Regions from separate parts of the Homo sapiens genome. Here all the other regions are linked to region 3. Evidence: read pairs that join two places in POLR2A ChIA-PET (ENCODE). Cell type or tissue: GM12878. All regions are shown on one strand. Each heading gives the region's core, and the rest is flanking DNA. Links, peaks and the distances in the headings are about the cores only. Region 1 overlaps PHC3 (polyhomeotic homolog 3). Region 2 overlaps PHC3 (polyhomeotic homolog 3). Region 3 overlaps PHC3 (polyhomeotic homolog 3).

Evidence for each region. Peaks named below come from ENCODE experiments on the same cell type or tissue, not always from the same donor. Only the 100,000 strongest peaks of a DNase experiment are listed, where the experiment ranks them.
Region 1: POLR2A ChIA-PET joins it to region 3 with 6 read pairs; 5 of 35 experiments call an interaction of 5 or more read pairs at or near these places.
Region 2: POLR2A ChIA-PET joins it to region 3 with 8 read pairs; 3 of 35 experiments call an interaction of 5 or more read pairs at or near these places.

Annotation. Positions count from the first base shown.
Region 1 is chr3:170,144,748-170,149,747 of GRCh38, forward strand. It overlaps PHC3 (polyhomeotic homolog 3), which reads right to left. Exons shown (of 15, transcript NM_024947.4): 5 at 4,339-4,497; 6 at 676-774. Among named protein-coding and RNA genes, the nearest start is that of PHC3, 34 kb to the right of the region's middle. In GM12878, for the core only: no CTCF peak of the experiment used is centred there; no DNase peak of the experiment used is centred there; H3K27ac peaks cover 1,739 bases.
Region 2 is chr3:170,158,777-170,163,776 of GRCh38, forward strand. All of the region lies in intron 4 of PHC3 (polyhomeotic homolog 3), which reads right to left. It also overlaps the pseudogene RNU7-32P. Among named protein-coding and RNA genes, the nearest start is that of PHC3, 20 kb to the right of the region's middle. In GM12878, for the core only: no CTCF peak of the experiment used is centred there; no DNase peak of the experiment used is centred there; H3K27ac peaks cover 2,232 bases.
Region 3 is chr3:170,082,374-170,093,816 of GRCh38, forward strand. It overlaps PHC3 (polyhomeotic homolog 3), which reads right to left. Exons shown (of 15, transcript NM_024947.4): 15 at 5,211-11,443. GPR160 (G protein-coupled receptor 160) reads left to right here. Exons shown (of 4, transcript NM_014373.3): 4 at 1,532-3,019. The coding sequence starts at 1,600. The coding sequence ends at 2,616. Among named protein-coding and RNA genes, the nearest start is that of GPR160, 50 kb to the left of the region's middle. RefSeq lists a silencer at 8,315-8,515. In GM12878, for the core only: no CTCF peak of the experiment used is centred there; no DNase peak of the experiment used is centred there.

The DNA of each region.
Region 1 (5,000 bases), core at 1-5,000, 59 kb after region 3:
CAGACTGGAAAGCAATGGCACTATCCTAGTTCACTGCAGCCTCAATCTCCCAGGCTCGAGCAATCCTCCTGCCTCAGCCTCCTGAAAAGCTGGAATTACAGCAGCGCAGCACCACACTTAAACAATTTTTTTTATTTTTAGTAAAGACCGGGTCTTACTATTTTGCCCAGGCTGGTCTTTAATGCCTGAGTTCACACAATCCTCCTACCTGGGCCTCCAAAAAGTGCTGGGATTACAGGCATGAGCCACTGCACCTGACCAATTTTTTAAATTTTAAATGTGTCTAGTTTAATTCACTTTCAAACTTAAAATCCATCTTGACTTAGTTATTACATAAGGAATACTGCAAAGGAATCTAAGCAAAAGAATATATCTCACATGAGAAATAAATCTGCTTTATGAGAAAACTAAACATAGAAAGCCATTAACAAAAACTCTCATTAACCTTGACCAACCAATGTCAAATAACCTAAATATCTGTGTTTAATGGTATTATAATTTTTATAGAACAAAAAACATTTTCTTGAAGTTCTCATTGTATTTTATTAAATTTCAATCTGAAATGCATGACAAAGAGCACTGAAACCATCAGTAACTTAAACACAAATGCAATGCTTAACTTTAACCTGAAGATCCAGATCTCAAGTAACACATTATGAAGCTAGACAAGCTCACCTGAGTAGCTGCAGACTGACAGGAAGATGACGATGACGACGAGACAACAGGAATGTCAGACTGTACAGCAGCCACAGTGGTAGCGGGTGTGAAAATCAGCTGTACAGACAGAAAACCAAAAAAATACCCTAAGACAAAAGAACATGTCCCACACACAATGTGTAGCAGGCAAGAGAGACTGAAATTTGTGACAGAAAGACAATGCAGTTTAGGATTATCTCCTCAGCAAAAGGTTCTACATGACAAAGAGAAGTTTCTGATAATAGAGAACTCAAAAAAAATCATAAACATTTTTGAAACAGCTCATGATTCTGATGAGTGCAAAAAAAAGCAGTACTCAAAAAAGAAAATATATTTTGGTGATATGAAATTCTCAGACCAAATTGTGTCTCAAATAAGCTATTATAGTTAAATTTTTCCTAGCTCAGAACTACTGTGGCAGGATTCCTAAAATGGGAAGTAAACAACTAGTCACTATTTTGGGACACAAATTAAATTTCAGTGAGAAACAAAAAGAAACACCAAAAAAGTCTTTTCAGTCCTCTTTATCATAAGGATAACTATGCCACATACTACACTCCAATATTTCACTTAGCTACAAAGGATCTAAAGGACAAATCCAGGTTGCCCTTTCATTTTAAAACTATTTGTAAAGAAATATTCATTCTATGGCCAGGCGTGGTGGCTCATGCCTGTAATCCTAGCACTTTGGAAGGCCAAGGCAGGTGGATCACTGGAGGTCAGGAGTTCAAGACCAGCCTGGCCAACACGGTGAAACCCCATCTCTACTAATAATACAAAAATTAGCCGGGTGTGGTGGCTCATGCCTGTAATCCCAGCTACTCGAGAGGCTGAGGCAGGAGAATCACTTGAACCCAGGAGGTGGAGGTTGCAGTCAGCTGAGATCATGCCACTGAACTCCAGCCTGGATGACAGAGCAAGACTCCATCTCAAAAAAAAAAAAAGAAAAGAAAGAAAGATTCATTCTAAAAGTAAATGCCACACATGTAAAAGTTCAACAACAAAAGAGCCTGCAAAAAAATCTTCACATCAAAAAACAAAGACATTTAATTTTTTTACTTATCACTTTCCTTTTTTTTCCTTTTCTTTTTCTTTTTTTTTTTTTTTTGGTGAGACAGAGTCTCTGTCACCCAGGCTAGAGTGCAGTCATGCGATCTCAGCTCACTGCAACCTCTGCCTCCCGGGTTCAAGCGATTCTCCTGCCTCAGCTTCCCGAGTAGCTGGGATTACAGGCATACGCCACAACGCCCGGCTAATTTTTGTATTATTAGTAGAGACGGGGTTTCACCATGTTGGCCAGGCTGGTCTCGAACTCCTGACCTCAAGTGATCCGCCCACCTCAGCCTCCCAAAGTGCTGGGATTACAGGCGTGAGCCACCGTGCCCAGCTCAATTTTTTTCAATATTCAAACAACTGCCATTAATCTATTTTTTCTTTTTTTTTTTTTTTTTTTTTTGAGACAGAGTTTCACTCTTGTTGCCCAGACTGGAGTGCAATGGCGCGATGTCCGCTCACCACAACCTCTGCCTTCCGAGTTCAAGTGATTCTCCTGCATTAGCCTCCCGAGCAGCTGGGATTACAAGCGTGAGTAATTTTTTGTATTTTTAATAGAGACAGGGTTTCTCCATGTTGGTCAGGCTGGTTTTGAACTCCCAACCTCAGGTGATCCACCTGCCTCGGCCTCCCAAAGTGCTGGGATTACAGGCATGAGCCACCATGCTCAGCCAAATGCCATTAATTTCTAAGGCAATACAATCCACTCAGAGATTAACCAATTCAATTTAGTAAATTTGACAAGTTGTTTCAAAGAATGTGTAAATACTTTATTTCAAAATTGTATCAAGGGTTATTCAGTTCCTCTTGCTATCTAAATTAAAATGTTCAACCAAATGCGGATCCAAAAAAATTAGAAAATTAAACGACCAATTAAGTGACCTTTTAAACTTCAGTTCTTTGGTACACTAAATCTAAGTAAATTCAACAACAAAGTACAATGATGAGCCCTCCATACCTATGGAAGGCTCTGTGCTTCGTCATTCAACTATAGATCAAAACAATATTCATTTAAAAAAAATAGCTGCATCTGCATTGAACATGTACAAATTTTTCTCTTGTTATTATTCCCTAAACAATATAGTATAACAGTTATTTAAATGATGTTTATATTATACTAAATATATGTAAAGACGATGTAAAGTATATGGGAGGATATACATAGGTTATATGCAAATACTATGCCTTGAGCATCCTCAGATTTGGGTATTCTAGGGGACAGAGAGGGTAGGGCCTGGCAACAATCCACCACAGACACCAAGGGACAAATGGTATAACTTTCCTGAAAAGGTAATTTCCAGTACCAACACCCTGAAAGGACTAAACCTAAAAAGAAGATATTCAATTTAGTTTGACCCGTATGAAACTGCTAATTTTAGAGTTCAAAAATAGCCAAATAGCAACCATCTCAAATGGTTCAACCTAATTTTAAAGCATAGTATGAGTTAAATGATTGGAAACTTTGCAATTTTAGATAGAAAACTGAAGATCCAAGCCAGGTGTGGTGGTTCATGTCTGTAATCCCAGCATTCTGGGAGGTGAGGCAGGTGGATCACAAGGTCAGGAGTTTGAGACCAGCCAGGCCAAGATGGTGAAACCCCGTCTCTACTAAAAATACAAAAATTAGCTGGGTGTGGTGGCGGGCACCTGTAATCCCAGCTACTTGGGAGGCTGAGGTGGGAGAATCACTTGAACCCGGGAGGCAGAGGTTGCAGTGAGCAGAGATCGTGCCACTGCACTCTAGCCTGGGTGACAGAGTGAGACTTCACCTCAAAAAACAATAACAACAACAACAACAACAACAACAAAAACTGGAGATCCAGATATATATTCAGTCCACTGGACAAAAAAGAATATAAATATATATTAGGGACAATGCTTTTGTCTAGCTTCTTGTAAAGACATCAAATAAAATACATGTCAACCAATTTCTATATTCCTTAAAGAAGCTCAACAATTAAATTAGAAAATCTGTAGATACTCAAATACAGAATAACCAAATTAACATTCCTATATTCATAAAATATCAAAATGAACACAAGAACACAAATAACCTTGCAGAATTTGAGATGGGAAAAACCAAAGTTAAGAATCATCTGGGAGACTATCCGGAACTCCAATATAGAATTCAGAAAATCCTAGGATACAAATTATAACTTTAACAACAAAGTTTTTTTAACATCTCTATTTCACCAAATCTAAGTTGACAAAAACAGGCAATGATTTTATGGACCACTGTAAGTACCAAGATGCCATCAGTTATAAAATGCATCCAAATTTCACAGATATTAAAATATGAAAAAAAGGTTTTCAATGAATTTGATATTAAAAAATAATCACTCTTACGTTACTGAATCTCTATTAGCTTCTCAATGTAATAATTACTATTTGATACCAAGAAGACCTATTAATTAAAAGTAGAATCTTTCATGACATAAATGTACAAGAGCTGAAGGCACGCCCGCATGCACACACACACAATTAAACATTTCTTAAATATTAAAAATACCTCTTATTGTATCAAATCAAGAAACATTTTGATCTCTCAAGTCCTTAAACACTGAAAAAATTTGGTAGCTCATATCTTACCATTTGAGCTCGGAGATACATTTGAGCTTGGCTTGCCGTTAGGGTAGGGGAAGTACTCCCTAGTAACATAGTCTGTTGGGTAATACTGCCGCTGGTAGAACTGGAAGCCTGGGAACGGCTTATTAACTGTGCAGGTGTAGGAGAAGTGGAGAGGTTGATCTAAGGAAGAAAACATATTAGGTCATAGGCTTCCATTTCTTGCTTCCATGTTACTGAATTTCACACCGAGCTGCAGTTAGGCAATCAATGGTATAAACTGTGGCTAAGGAACCCAAAGGAGAAGCCTTTATCTTTGACAGACCCCCTCATTTCTTTGGGCAGTTATTTGCACATATGCAAACAATGGCATGGATTGGTTAGTAATCAGGGCAATTTTTTTTTTTTTAAGATGGGAGTTTCGCTCTTGTTGCCCAGACTGGAGTGCAAGTGCGCGATTTTGGCTCACTGCAACCTCCGCCTCCTGGGTTCAAGTGATTCTCCTGCCTAAGCCTCCCAAGTAGCTGGGATTACAGGCATACGCCACCACGCCCGGCTAATTTTGTATATTTTTATTAGAGACGGGGTTTCTCCATGTTGGTCAGGCTGGTCTCGAACTCCTGACCTTAGGTTATCCACCCACCTCGGCCTCCCAAAGTGCTAGGATTACAGGCATGAGCCACTGC
Region 2 (5,000 bases), core at 1-5,000, 73 kb after region 3:
ATTAGTCAGGTGTGGTGGCACACGACTATAATCTCAGCTACTTGAAGGGCTGAGCAGGGAGGATCACTTGAGCCTGGGAGGTGGCAGTTGCAATAAGCCATATTAGCACCACTGCACTCCAGCATGGACAACAAAGTGAGAACCTGTCTTGAAAAAAAAAAAAAAAGTGAAAATAAAAGTAAAATAAAATCTGGGCCGGGCGTGGTGGCTCACACCTGTAATCCCAGCACTTTGGGAGGCCAAGGCGGGCAGATCACAAGGTCAGGAGATCGAGACCATCCTGGCTAACATGGTGAAACCGCGTATCCACTAAAAATACAAAAAATTAGCAGGGCGTGGTGGCAGGCGCCTGCAGTCCCAGCTATTCAGGAGGCTGAGGCAGGAGAACGGGCGTGAACCTGGGAGGCGGAGCTTGCAGTGAGCCGAGATCACGCCACTGCACTCCAGCCTGGAAGACAGAGCGAGACTCGGTCTCAAAAAAAAAAAAAAAAAAAAAAATCTGATAAATAGCATAACAGAGATCCAAAGTATTTTATCCATAATAGAAAAACGGAATATTAGTTTGAAAGAACAATGAGAAAACAAGAAAATGCTCTGAGAAATTATAAATAGTGGCTGAACTAAAAATTTTTTAAAAGTCAAAGAAAGGGCTAAAAGAAAAAGTTAAGGAAATATCCCACACACAAAAAAAGGCAGTAAGTGAAAAGGTAAACAAGATAAAGGATCAATCCAGAAAGGTCAACATTCAACCAAGAGCTCCAGAAAGAGAAAACAGAAAATTAATTTCTCGTGGATTTGTTCAGTTTCACATATATGATCATTAAAGAACAAAATTAACTTCTTGCAGATTTGTTTAGTTTCACATACATGATCATTAAAAACCTAGTTTCACACTAAGAGGGCCCAACAGGTGTCCTACACAATGACATCTAGACACATTGCCATGAAACTACAAAATAAAAAACTAAAGCAAACAGGCATATCTCAAAGATTCTGGAAAGAAAAAACAGGCAGTTACCCCAGAAGAATGATAATGGAACTAACAACAGCCTTTTCTTCAGCAATACTAAAATTTTGAAAAAAGTAATCTTTGCTTTCAAATTTCCTCAGAAAAAATATTTTCAATACAGAATTCATGTAAAGATAATTATAAAAAGAGGTAATTTTCAAGCCCACAAAGATTTAGTTTTTCTTCCACATAGCCTTTAAAAGAAAGTTATAAGATACTCCAGCAAAACAAAATTCTTATCATACTGTCCTTTGACTATTTACTTGTCTGTATCCTCATTATACTCTAAAACCTTTGTTCACTTTCAATCCTTGGCACCTGACACCAAGTAGGCACTCAATAAAAAAGTACTGGCATAGACTGTCCTCAGGAATGTGGAAGACTAACATAGAATCCCACATAGTAATGAATCCCTAAATCTAACCTCTGCTGTCTCAGGATCATGATCTCACGGTGAGACCTCTTGTCTGCAAACTCTACCTGTTTTAAAAGTTTAGCGTTCCTCAGCTACTATAATACAATCCTCAAAGATCTCTCTTCTGTTAACTCCTATGACATTTACCACTTGATTAGTACTATTATATTATTTACTGTTTGATATATCTAAGCATAGTTCTTCAAATGCATACTCCCTGAGGGAAGAAACTTTGACTTACATGTACCACCAGAGCAAGCAGCACAATGTTGGACAATACACATATTTGCTATAATGGGCAACCAAAGAATCTCATCACTGGGGTCAGGATTAGAAACTCTACTATAACTCAATCTCAGGCAATTAGAATATATCCTAAAATAATTCTCTGCATTGCAATAATCAAGAATTAACATTAGGTCGGGCATGGTGGCTCACGCCTGTAATCCTAGCACTTTGGGAGGCCAAAACAGGCAGATCACCTGAGGTCAGGAGTTTGAGACCAGCCTGGGCAACATAGTGAAACCCTGTCTCTACTGAAAACATACAAAAAAAATTAGCTGGGTGTGGTGGTGGGTAACCTGTAATCCCAGTTACTCAGGAGGCTGAGGGAGGAGAATCGCTTCAACCTGGGAAGCAGAGGTTCTAGTGAGCCAAGATCGTGCCACTGCACTACAGCCTGGGTGACAGAGGGAGACTCAGTCTCAAAAAAACAAAAAAAGAGTTAACATTAATAGTGTTACAGTTCTTTTAGAATTTATCTAGCAGGCTTTCTGCTTTTTGCTGGGAAGCCCATAAAAAACAAACATACAAAAAGAGCATTAATATCATTACATATTCTAGTTGATACTTACTACCTACCATACATCTTTCAACAAGTATTTTTTAAGTACCTACTATGTGATGGGCACATGTATTTTTATAACACATACAAACTATTTAAGAAACTCTCACATAATCCTAGATTAACATCTAAACCACTAGTTCTCAAACTTTTTTCTTATTAATAAACACAGTCTTATTCAGAACTTGAGATTCAAACAGATCACAGAACTGCTCTGGCTGGCTAAGGCTTACATAAGATAAGGCCCATAGTCCAATCTGTCAGTCTATGGAGGCTGCCATAATAAAATACCACACACTGGGTCACTTAAACCAGTGGTCCCCAAACTTTCTGGCACCAGGGATCGGTTTCATGGAAGACAATTTTTCCACAGAGAAGGTGGGGAAAATGGGTTTTGGGATGAAACTGTTCCATCTCAGATCATCAGGCATTAGATTCTCAAACCTAGATCCCTCCCATGTGCAGTTCAAAATAGGGTTCACGCTCCTATGAGAATCTAATGCTGCCACTGATCTGACAGGAGGCAGAGCTCAGGCGATAATGCTTGCTCACTCACCACTCTCCTCCTGCTGTGAGGCCCAGTTCCTAACAGGCCACAAAGCAGTACCGTTCCATGGCCTGACCCCTGACTTAAACAACAGAAATTTATTTTGCACACTTTTAGAGGCTGGGAAGTCCAAAATTAAAGTGCCCACAGATTCAGTTTCTGGTGTGGGCTCTCCTCCTGGCTTGTGGACTGCCACCTTCTCACTGTGTCCTCACGTAGCAGAGAAATTGCCAGTGTCTCTTCTTCGAATCAGTTCTATCAGATCAGGGCTCCACTCTTATGACTTCCTTTAACTTCTATCACATCCCTAAAGGTCCTATCTCTAATACAGTCACATCAGTTAGGCTTCAACATATGAATATGGGGGACATAATTCAGTCCATAGCATCATTTCCTGAACTTTCTCTTTGATACAGATCCAAGGATATCTGGATGAAAAGACTAAAATCATTTAATTAGATAATTTAATTTTACAGAAAATTGGCAGGCAGGGAAGTTAAATGACTTGCCATAAGTCACATTAACAGTCAGTCACAGAATTTAAGATTAGAACCCCAGTCCCTCATCTCTTCCATTCTACTCAACTTTCTCTCATCACACCATGAACAGTAGTGAAGTCATCAAGTACTCTTGTGACATGAATGTTGAAGGAGCCACATGAGACATCATTAATCATGAAACCTCCCACATGAACTCCAAACTCATATAACCAATGCCTACTCAATACTATAGGTGGGTGTCTAATACACATCATCAACTTAACATGTCCAAAATCAAACTCCTAATTTTCTTCTCCAATACCTCCTTTAGCTCCCAATTTTTCCAGATGCTTGAGCCAAAATACTATGGAGTCATCCTTGACTCCTCACATCTTTTATTCAGTGCATCCGCATATCTTGTGTTAGCTCTCCTTTCAAAACATATCCAAATTTCTATAATTAAAGGTTAAAAAAAATTTACAATCTAGCTAACTACTTTTCTCCACCTCTAATATCACCATCATGATCCAAATTGCCAATATCTCTCCATTTGAATTATTACAAGAACATTTAACTCCATGCTTCTGTCTTTGACCCCTAGAACCTACTCTCAAAAACCAATTTGAGATCATGTCACTTCCATACCAGAACAGCTCTCCAACAGCTTCCCAACTCATACTTACTAAAACCCAAAGGTCTTATAATTTCCTCATGATTAGGATTACAATTACCTCTCTGATGTCATCTTTAAACCACACTCCCACTCTCACATTCCACTCCAGCCACACTGTCCTCCTTTCTGTTCCCTGTGCATGTCTGCCCTCCTCACCATTCTTAAAAAGGCCACCTTTATTAACAAGGCTTTCCCTGACCATCCTAATTAAAATGGCATATTCCCCCATTGCTTTATTTTTCTCCTTTTTTATTTCCTTGCTTTATTTTTCTCTTTCACTTACCATCATCTGACATACTACGTACTTGTTTAATGTTCGTCTATCCCTAGCTCCATGAGGAAAGAGATTTGTTTGTTGTGGTACTGTATCCTCAGCACCTAGAAGAGGATTTGGCGAATATTAAACGCTCGATAAATATTTGATGACTGAATGAGTGAATGCATGAATGAACAAAGTCATAAAACTGGGCTTCAAAAGCTCATCTTGTCTAGCATCATAACTAGAAAGTCATAAAAAAAAAAAAGTTTTTTCCCTTTCTGACAGAATAGTACAGTGAGTCGAAGCCAAAATATCAGGGATTCATGTAGTTATGGGCCAAAATGCAACAAGGAAAGAGAATGACATATACATAGCCCTTAAGTCACTCAGAGACTTATGATTGTAGTTTTCAGCCACATAATCCTTTCCATCTGAAAATTCCCAAATATTTAGTAAAGAGTGTGTGTGTGTGTGTGTGTGTGTGTGTGTGTGTGTGTGTGTGATGGCACTGTCCTCACATGAAAACAAACAAAATTAACTAAAAGCCCATTTACATTTACGTATAGAAATGCATAGTCCGCCGGGCACGGTGGCTCACACCTGTAATCCCAGAACTTCAGGAGGCCGAAGCAGGCTGATCACCTGAGGTCAGGAGTTCAAGACCAGCCTGGCCAACATGGTGAAACCCCATCTCTACTAAAAATACAAAAATTAGCCAGGCATGGTGGTGGGCGCCTGTAATCCCAGCTATTCGGGAGGCTGACGCACGAGAAT
Region 3 (11,443 bases), core at 3,811-8,810:
TTTTAATGGCTGCATATCATAAAGATGACCATATCCAGGGTGAGCATCCCTAATCCAAAATCTGGAATCTGAAATGCTCTAAAATCCAAAACTTTCTGAGCACTGACCTGATGCTCAAATGAAAGTGTGGGTTTTTGGATTAGGGATGCATTCAAGATCCAAAACACTTCTGGTTCCAAGCATTTCTGATAAGGGATACTCAACCTGTGTTTCGTTTCTTTCTTGTTTTTTTCTTTTTTCGAGACAGGGTCTTGCTCTGTCACCCAGGCTGGAGTGCAGTGGCACAATCATGGCTCACTGCAGCCTTGACCTCCCAGGCTCAAGCGATCCTCTCACCTCAGCCTCTTGAGTGGCTGGAACCACAGGTGTGCATCACCATGCCCAGGTAATTTTTTTTTTTTTTTGGTAGAGGCAGCTCCCTATGTTGCTCAGGCTGGTCTCCAACTCCTGGGCTCAAGCCATCCTCCTGCCTTGGCCTCTCAAAATGCTGGGATTTCAGGCAAGAGCCACCACACCCAGCCAACCTGTGTTGTTTTGAACCAATCTCCAGTTGTTCACATTTGTGATTGACTGGGTTTGTTGTTCTTGTCATTTTTGGGGTTTTTTTTTTTTTTGGTTTTTGTTTTTGTTTTTTTGCTATTTATAAATACTGCGATTGAGTAGTATTGTAGAAATAAGTTAAGTTTGGGTCAACTGATTTTTTTTAAGGATGTGTTTCTTGAATCTCCTACCTTTCCTTTCAGTCCTTTCCTGATTCTTCTTCTGACTTCTTTCATCATCTTTTTCCTGCTTCCAAAATGTATGTATCACTGAAGCCTCAACTCCTATTCCTTTGCCTTTACCTACCGCTTCCTAATGTTCTCATGTATCCATACTGAGTCCCTGTTCCTTCCCTGTATTCTCGTCTCTCCACATGCCATACCTGAAAGATCATATCCAGAAGATAAACACTTTTCTTTCTTTCCTTTACCTATGTTCTCATTATTTTTAGCTGAAACCACCTGTTTTCAGAGCTTCAGGAAAAGACTTAATCTGAAGGATCCTGCAGCTAAAAAGCTTTGAAAACTGTGTTAAGGGGCCCCATAAGCATCGCTTCTAAACTTCACTGACAAAAGGGACTGGGGTCATGCTGTCTGGAGTCAGAGTGAGGTGGGGTTAAAAGCTCTATGTGGTTGTTTTGCATATTACTATCAAGCTTCTATTTTAGGCATGAGTTTTGGCCCTGGTAGATAAAACCATTTCTCTATCTAAAAGTTATTAAAACCTGTACTTATATATAGAAGTTAGTAATTTATATATAACATTTTGGTTTAAAAATCTCTGAGTTCTGGACCATCTGGGTCTCAAAAAAATGACCAGAGTATACACATTAATTTTGTTCTGTATTCTATTAAGTATTATGTGACATATAATTCTTATTCATATATTTATTTGGGGAAATGATTGAATTAGGCTTTTAAGAATAGTGGTGCTTGCTTTGTAAAGTTTCAAAATAGGTAACATTAAGGTTTTCTTTTCACTTTTTTTGCAGGGACAGAAAATGAAGCAGTGTTTTATCATGTGTATTTCAGCAGGTCTTCTTGAAATTTAACTAAAAATATGACTGCTCTCTCTTCAGAGAACTGCTCTTTTCAGTACCAGTTACGTCAAACAAACCAGCCCCTAGATGTTAACTATCTGCTATTCTTGATCATACTTGGGAAAATATTATTAAATATCCTTACACTAGGAATGAGAAGAAAAAACACCTGTCAAAATTTTATGGAATATTTTTGCATTTCACTAGCATTCGTTGATCTTTTACTTTTGGTAAACATTTCCATTATATTGTATTTCAGGGATTTTGTACTTTTAAGCATTAGGTTCACTAAATACCACATCTGCCTATTTACTCAAATTATTTCCTTTACTTATGGCTTTTTGCATTATCCAGTTTTCCTGACAGCTTGTATAGATTATTGCCTGAATTTCTCTAAAACAACCAAGCTTTCATTTAAGTGTCAAAAATTATTTTATTTCTTTACAGTAATTTTAATTTGGATTTCAGTCCTTGCTTATGTTTTGGGAGACCCAGCCATCTACCAAAGCCTGAAGGCACAGAATGCTTATTCTCGTCACTGTCCTTTCTATGTCAGCATTCAGAGTTACTGGCTGTCATTTTTCATGGTGATGATTTTATTTGTAGCTTTCATAACCTGTTGGGAAGAAGTTACTACTTTGGTACAGGCTATCAGGATAACTTCCTATATGAATGAAACTATCTTATATTTTCCTTTTTCATCCCACTCCAGTTATACTGTGAGATCTAAAAAAATATTCTTATCCAAGCTCATTGTCTGTTTTCTCAGTACCTGGTTACCATTTGTACTACTTCAGGTAATCATTGTTTTACTTAAAGTTCAGATTCCAGCATATATTGAGATGAATATTCCCTGGTTATACTTTGTCAATAGTTTTCTCATTGCTACAGTGTATTGGTTTAATTGTCACAAGCTTAATTTAAAAGACATTGGATTACCTTTGGATCCATTTGTCAACTGGAAGTGCTGCTTCATTCCACTTACAATTCCTAATCTTGAGCAAATTGAAAAGCCTATATCAATAATGATTTGTTAATATTATTAATTAAAAGTTACAGCTGTCATAAGATCATAATTTTATGAACAGAAAGAACTCAGGACATATTAAAAAATAAACTGAACTAAAACAACTTTTGCCCCCTGACTGATAGCATTTCAGAATGTGTCTTTTGAAGGGCTATGATACCAGTTATTAAATAGTGTTTTATTTTAAAAACAAAATAATTCCAAGAAGTTTTTATAGTTATTCAGGGACACTATATTACAAATATTACTTTGTTATTAACACAAAAAGTGATAAGAGTTAACATTTGGCTATACTGATGTTTGTGTTACTCAAAAAAACTACTGGATGCAAACTGTTATGTAAATCTGAGATTTCACTGACAACTTTAAGATATCAACCTAAACATTTTTATTAAATGTTCAAATGAAAGCAAGAAAGTAAAAATTGTTCTTAAAATGATTTGGCATAAAGTTCAATGTAAGAGGAAGAAGAAGATTACCTCATTTTAAATGTAGCTAATTAATTTTAAAAAGTATATCTCTGTTTTTAATGCAAATATTCCTGGAAGAAGAGGGTTTTGGTTGCTCACCTTATGGAACTGGGAGCAGTGACTAGGTCCCTTTCGATGATTCAGCAGATTCGTTTTCATATTATAAAACTTGTATGTCATCACATACTTGCATATCACATCATAATCACGTTAGCAATGATGTATCACACGTAAAAGTAGAATTTCTCATCCTCGGCACGCTTGACATTTGGGGTTGGTTAATTTTTTGTTGTGGGGCAGTTTAGCAGGATCCCTGCTCTCTGCCCACTGACTGATTGGTGGCACCTCCATGCCCAGTAGACACAATAAAAAATGTCTCCAGACATTGCCAAATCTCCCCCGGTGGATAGGCAGAGTTGCTTCACTGGAGTAAAACAATATGAGTGGCAGGATCATCATCTTACATTACTTTAGGAATTAAGCTACATAGATATTTTTTATCACCATTTAAAAATACTATATTGCATAAATCTAAACCTAGCTTTTCCTAAATTGGTGGCTTTTGATTTTTTTTGATATTTATAGTAAGATATATTTTTTAACATCATGACCTATAGACTTGTATGTACGTTTATGTGTACATACAAGTAACATACTTACCCTTACATAACATGTATAACATGTACATGTACATACAAGTATAACAATACTTACCCTTACATATCATGCAAATATGTTTTTTAGTGTCATTTTTTAAATGCTGGTTTTTATCCACTAAATTGAGTTGATGATCCACAAATGGATTACTTTCTGTTATTTGAAAAAATGTCCTAAAACAAGCGCTATGGAACACTAATAATGGCAAAAAGATTTAAGAAATGTGTCCTGTGTGCCAGGTACCGTCTTAAGTGTTTGTTTTACATGCAGCAACTGATTTAATCCTTATAGCAACTCTGACAGGAACTATTATCCCCTTCTTACAGATGAGGAAATTTAAACATTGAAAGTAAGAAACTCACTATGATACAACTAGACAGACATTGGGGAAGCTGGGATGCAAACCCAGAATTCTGGTCCACAGTTCTTGCTCTTTACCACTGTATTACATTGCCTTTCATTGGTGCCACTGACTTCTCAAAAAGAAAAGAATGGTTTCAGAGTCAAATGTGAAGAATGTTGTTTCTTAATTATTATTATTTATTTTTCACTTGAAAATGTACAACGCCCATGAACACCTTAAGGCTTTATAGTGCTATAATGAAGAAGAAGAAAACCATTTACTTGAGCACACAAGTCTCTTTAATTAGCTAAAATTAATTAATTAAGCATCTATAAAGACAAGTTGGGAAATGCTCCTGGAGAGTCAGTCAAGAATTCTTTGAGTAGCAGGTAATACAAACTCAACCTGAGCCATTCTAAGAACAAGCTGGATATTGGCAAGAACTTACTTAGTAAACTACTAGGAGAATCTCTCTGAGTTGTCGGTTTCCATTTTGTGTCCACAAAGTGGGTGTTCTGGCTGCCAGCAGCTCAGGGCTTTCATAATTAATTACACTTACTTAAAGCATCTCCTAACTTCTTCAAATATACAGTCCCGGGGAATGACTGTTCAACCTGACTTCAATCATATGTCCACCTCTCTATGATCAGATCTGTTAACAGAAGACATGGCAGGGAAGAGAAATAATAACCAATATAATGGGTGGTACAATGTTAAAATATATATATACTTGAGAAAATAATAAATAATAGGAATAAAAATCACATTCTATAAAAACCAAATGCATATAGACAGCCAACTATATCGAAAGTTTAGGACAAATAATCCTATGTTCAAGACAACATCAGGGTGTGTTTAAACAGTTTAGAACTCTTCTTAAACCCGGCCCCCTCTTTCCTTCTATTACTTTTTCCTCTAAATATATTGCCTTCTAGTTGTTGGCCAAATATGGGACTGAAATATGTTTAAATATATTGAAATTAATCAGTAAAGACTTGCTTACACTCTTTGCAGATTTTAAATCAGGAGATTTTTAAAACCATTTCAAACCTCACTAAGCTTTTTGTTTTGTTTACACAGAGGATTCCCCATGTCTCATAAGCTTAAAGAAAAAAAAATTATTCAATAGACCAGTCAAATGGAAGAGGCTTTTATTTGTAAAGAAATGAACTTACAACTGATCTACAATATATTATTGTAATATAAACAATATAAATAAATGATCCTGTAGGCCCACTAATCTTCCATCCAGACCCACATGAAGCAATGTTACAACAATATTCTATATGAAAATGTGCAGGTAACAAAGGTGCAATTACAAGCAAGTTAAGCAGCAGAGTATAAGGTGCTTTAATTTAATAGTTAATGTTGCCATCAACAAACATTTAAATGCTCAATTTACTTCACTGAATACAGACACAACAAATATGAAAATCTAAATTCATACACATGCTACTTAATATGAAAGTGCTTTCTCTTTTTTAAAAAAATACACCAAATGGACACTTTTTACATAGATCAAATGTGCTCTTACAATGCAAAATTAACCTTCATTTTCAGGTTATACATTTTAAAACTGTAGCTATCAACACCAATCTAGGAACTCTAATGCTAAGAGTGCTAAAAACTATTTCATTTCTTGTAAGGAGGACTCTAATACAATATCCAATGTAAAGAATACATCTATATATAATCTTAACATGTTTTCTGTAAAGATAAAAAATGTTTTCTTTCCCCTTGGTGATCTTTGTTCATCCTGGGTGGATCATCTTTTGAGGTTTTAATAATATGAAAGTCCTATTTTAGAACAATGGGAGGAACCAAAAGGGGAATTAAAAAATTGGTTAACGTGTGCTTGAAGCATCCAAAAAACACCAGTTTATCACAACAATTGGTCTTTGCTAAAATTAACAAAATTTTAATAAGCAAGACGACAAAAAGTACTAATTTAAAAGGCTTGAAATGCCTGCCACCATTGTCAGTATCCATCCATCCAACCTTCATTTACTACAAGCACAATACTACTTTGAGGATAGTTTTTGGAACTTATTTTGACTTTTTTCCCTATAGGAAAAACAAAGACCAAGCTTTTGAAGGAGAGGACTGGGAATCTAGTTTAAATGTCTACATCCAAAATTATATCATCTTTGCGCATTCAGTTGACTTTTTAAAATTTAAGAATACATATACAAAAAGTACTTATGGAATACATATTTTAACAGCATAACATATTTGAAGAATTAGTTACACTTTAAAAATTAAAACACTTGAAAAGTATTTTTTAAACCAGTACCATGGAATAACTTTTTGAAACCCAGATTATCTGGCTACTTAGATGATAGTCTTCCTGTTTTCAATTAGTTTGAAAGATTCTAATATAGATTCTAACCCAACAGTTTATATGGATATTTTCCTGCTTTAAAAAGCTGCAACAGGCTAGGCGCAGTGGCTCATGCCTATAATCCCGGCACTTTGGGAGGCTGAGGTGGGCGGATCACTTGAGGTCAGGAGTTCGAGTCCAGCCTGGCCAACATGGTGAAACCCCATCTCTACTAAAAATACAAAAAACTGGCCAGGCATAGTGGTGCATGCCAGTAATCCCAGCTACTTGGGAGGCCAAGGTGGGAGAATCTATTGAACCTGGGAGGTGGAGGTTGCATTGAGCCAAGATCACACCGCTGCACTCAAGCCTGGGTGACAGTGAGACTCTGTCTCAAAACAAACAAAACAAAAAAGCTAAAACAATGATAAACTATTTTTAATAGATATTTTCATTCTATATCTTTATGGAGAATGTCAGTATCAACTGATGTTAACAAGTAAAGCTTTGTCAACAGGAATTACAATGTGATTCACAGATCCCAGAATGACAAGGAAGGGACCTTAACCCAATAAATGATTCTCCCATTCAATGTTTACCCCCTAGATACTTAACAATTCAAGCATGGAACTGTTTCATGTTTACCCGTTCTACATTTAAAGGATGCCCTTTTACTATATATGTGCTTTCTAGAATATTACTGATTCTTACATATCTTTAAAAGTTGGATATTTGTAATAGCTTAAAGTACAGTAACACTTATTTTGTGTAATCTTTCTTAATTTAAAAACAAAAAATAAATGAACAAGTCAGTTCCAATGATCTCCTTTGAGATTTTTCAGTTTTAGAAAGTTGCTACACTGTCGGACAGGTGTGGTGGCTCATGCCTGTAATCCCAGCACTTAGGGAGGCCAAGGCAGGTGGATCACTTGAGGTCAAGAGTTCGAGACTAGCCTGGCCAACATGGTGAAGCCCCGTCTCTACTAAAAATACAAAAATTAGCCAGGTGTGGCGGCGGGCACCTGTAATTCCAGCTACTTGGAAGGCTGAGGCAAGACAATCGCTTCAACCCGGGAGGTGGAGGTTGCAGTGAGCTGAGATCGCACCACTGCACACCAGCCTGGGCAACAGAGCGAACCCATCTCAAAAAAAAAAAAAAGAAAAAAAAAAAAAAAGAAAGAAAGTTGCTCACTGTCAATACTGGGTAAAAAGCTCTTATATCAACACCAGCTTTTTTTTTGTTCTGCCACATGCCTTGTATAGCAACAACTCTGGAATAGAGTCAAGTGTCAAAATAATGTTGTGAAATACGGGCTGTCTCAACCTGTAAGTCCTTAATGTTAAGTCTCCTAAATTTTGTAACTTAATCAGGTATGGGGCCAACTGATGTTTAGTATGTGAAATGTGTTATAAAAATTATGATATGATTCACTCAGACCCCTTAGATGTCATCTAGCCTAACCCTTTACCCAATGTATACAAATATTCCCTCCCAGTTCCAAGTTTATTAAGATTCCCTCTCAGTATATTAAGTAGTAATGATTATGTTCATATTTATTTAAGCCACAATGAATTTTGGGGGGAAGATTTTACTTACTACTAGTTCCTCATGTCATGTTCACCAAACACTGCACATGTAAGTGTTCAAATAGTTTGCTAAATGAATTTAAGTACATGAATGACAATATTCATATGTGTTCATATATTCAGTGGTTAACCAATAAGGAGCATTTAGGAAAATGTCATCATTTGCTTGTTATGTATGAATTTTCTATTTTAATCCTTAGGAGAACAAAGACTGTAGGTGACCCAAGAAATGGATGCTTATTAAGTATAAAATGAACCCTTAAAAAAGGAAAGAGAATAAAGTAGGAATAACCCCATTACACAGCCTAGAATCATAGTTTTAGAGCTGGGAGGTACCTTAAAGATGAATTAAACCAAAATCAACTTTTGAGTAGTACAGGCACCATACTGCATATCTGGAAGCTGTTAAAACAGCTGAGTAATTGCCCAACATGTCACACACAGCTAACCCACTGAAATAAAACCCCAGTCTCCAGACCAGTGTGTTAATCCTCATTCATCATCATCTTAATTCATTATTTACTACTGAAATAGATTATTTACTGATTATTTAATACTACCCAAAACAAAAAATACTTTTAAGAGAAGCATTCTAAATAAAGATTTAAACACTAGACACTTCTGGTTTACTTTAGGCAAGACTAAAAAATTCTTTCTAAAACAGGTTGATGTTTAACTTCACTAATGACTAGACACCCCACCACTCTCTCATAAACACCAACTTTTTCACCACCATCACTTAAAGCTCCACAAAGCTTGGATTTAACACTGATAATATTCCATGAAATATAACTTTTAAGCCAATAAGTGATGGTGACTATCAATCCTTAAGATGATTACTGGAGTAAATTTAAACAGGTGCTCTAAAAGAACTTACTACCTTACTCTTATATTTAATTAACACCTTGCCATGTTAGTATAACAGTGTTTTCAAATTATGTTGTTTTCAAAACTGAAATTCATTCATTACTCTGCTTTTTTTAAACAACAAATTTTGTTTTCTTTCTATGGATTCATACTGAACACCACCAGTATCACTGAGAGGACTAGTACTTGTAAAAAGCAGTAGAAACAAAAATATTTTTCAAAAGTATAAAGCTAGCTAGAACCTCACTATGTTGTACCTCTAACATTTCCGATTAAAATTGTCATCTTTAAGTAAAATTAAATGTCAACAAACTATAAAAGGGAAAAAATAAAACATCTGGAAAACATTTCCCAAATGTTCCCATAAACATGACACTTGGAAGGGGTGTGTGCATGTGTCTGAGTAGAAAAGCTGATCTTCAGAGCTGAAAAGGAGGGCAGAGATTCTCCCTTAATGTATGTTTTCTAAATTGAAAGTTTAGAAAAAGCCATATTCTCTGGAATGTGATGGTAATAATTATATTTGTATTATTTGTATTAATGCTTTACAACTTTCAAAAAAAAGCTTTCTCATAGTACAATTTTAAAACGGATTAGGTTCTAAAAACTAATATGTAAAACTTTGAAAATTCTTAAAAATTTAGGAAATTCTTTTTCCAAAGAAGGTAATCTAATTTTAAATTTATTTGAAGAAAGCTTATATAACTACTGTGAACAAAACTATATGATACATTTTATGAACTTCTAATAAAAGAGGACGTATCTTCCCAAATAATTTTTTGTTTTGTTTTTTTGAGATGGAGTCTCGCTCTGTCACCCAGGCTGGAGTGCAGGGGTGTGATCTTGGCTCACTGCAACCTCCACCACCTGGGTTCAAGCAATTCTCCTGTCTCAGCCTCCCAAGTAGCTGGAATTACAGGTGCATGCCACCACACCCAGCTAATTTTTGTGTTTTTAGTAGAGATAGGGTTTCACCATATTGGTCAGGCTGGTCTCGAACTCCTGACCTCAGGTGATCTACCCACCTCAGCCTCCCAAAGTGCTGGGATTACAGGTGTGAGCCACCATGCCCAGCCCCAAATAATTTCTTTTAAGATATACAGCTTAACAAGTTGAAATTTTAGTAAGATTGCATATTTACTTTTCCTAATACTGTATTTGTGCTTATCTAAAGTGGATCACAATCTTTGAGATGAAATTAAATGCTCCAAGTAGATTTGTAAAATACCAATATTGATGAATGTGGGTAAACAGTTCATTTCATGATCCACACTGCTGTGAACCAAAGAAGCAGAGGTAGGCTTGTGTTTACTGAAATCCAGACTAGGAAAGAGAAACCTATAGCTCTTCTTTTCCCAATTCTTAGACTGAGACACAACCTAGCAAATAAAATACTATCTTAAAATGCCTCTCTTTATAACAATCTACAGAGGTGATTCAACTGTGATATCTGAAAATGGAAACTCTGTAATTCTGGCAACTCAATTACAACAACCTTTGAATTTTTGACAAATATTCTCCAACTGTAATAAAAGGTTCTCACCTTTTTCAGAAATCAAAAATCACTAACTTCTACATCACTGGAACTATTAATATCCATGCTCCCAAGCATGGAGACAGTGGGTATAGAGAGTGAAAGAATGAGTCTGATTACAGGTAAATCTTGACATATAAAAACTATAACCTATTTACTGCTATAACTGGCATCTAACAAAACGCATTATTTTGAACTATGGATGAAAGCCATATCTATCCTAAATATCTTCTATCCTCTTGGGTCTAGAATGCTTTGTTCCTCCTACTTGTCTCCTCCTCTACTTCCCTATCCTTCCCCCTAGAAAACCTTCCTTAGGGCCCAGCTAGTTACATATGTAGTACACAAGATAGAGATTGAGCAATCATTTTGCATAGATGCGCCAGTTTCCACTGCCCAAAGGTTGCTCTGGAACATGACTGTCAGGTATCAGAAAGTCCTGCCCCAGCTGCCTCCCTTCCTAAAGTTAGCCCCCATACGAAATCCTCTCTAAGGATTCTGAGACAAAGATCTCTCCAAGAAAGAAGTTTTCATGGTTTTCTTGGAGCTAGAGGCCTTAGAGAGGTAGTGAGATGAGGCCCTTTCATGCCATTAGCTAATGCTCAATGCCAGTAGGCTGCATGTGTTCCTGCAATCCACCAAGGTGAAAACCACAAACTATAACCAGGCTGTTCTGGCTGAAAATACATCTTTAAAACATTTTAACAGTGTGTCCAGTCAGTTTCATCCACTGGATATGGCTGTCAGGTCAGCATCACTCACATACATCTATAATAGTGTATTCTTTCAAAAATTGTTTATACACACTTAATATAGGCATATAGCCTAAGACTATATTGCCTCCCTACCATACTTGTGCCATTGTGGTACCAAAAGCCTGAAGATGTACATAATGTACTTTAAGACATTTAACTGAACAAGTCAGTGGGAGACAGGGCACTATAACACATTTCAATTCAATCTAAGACTTGTATTTGTGAATAGATGTCTCATTATAATTTTATACTTGATACATGAAGATAAGCTACGTCAAAAATTATTCAAAGGCATGATCACAAT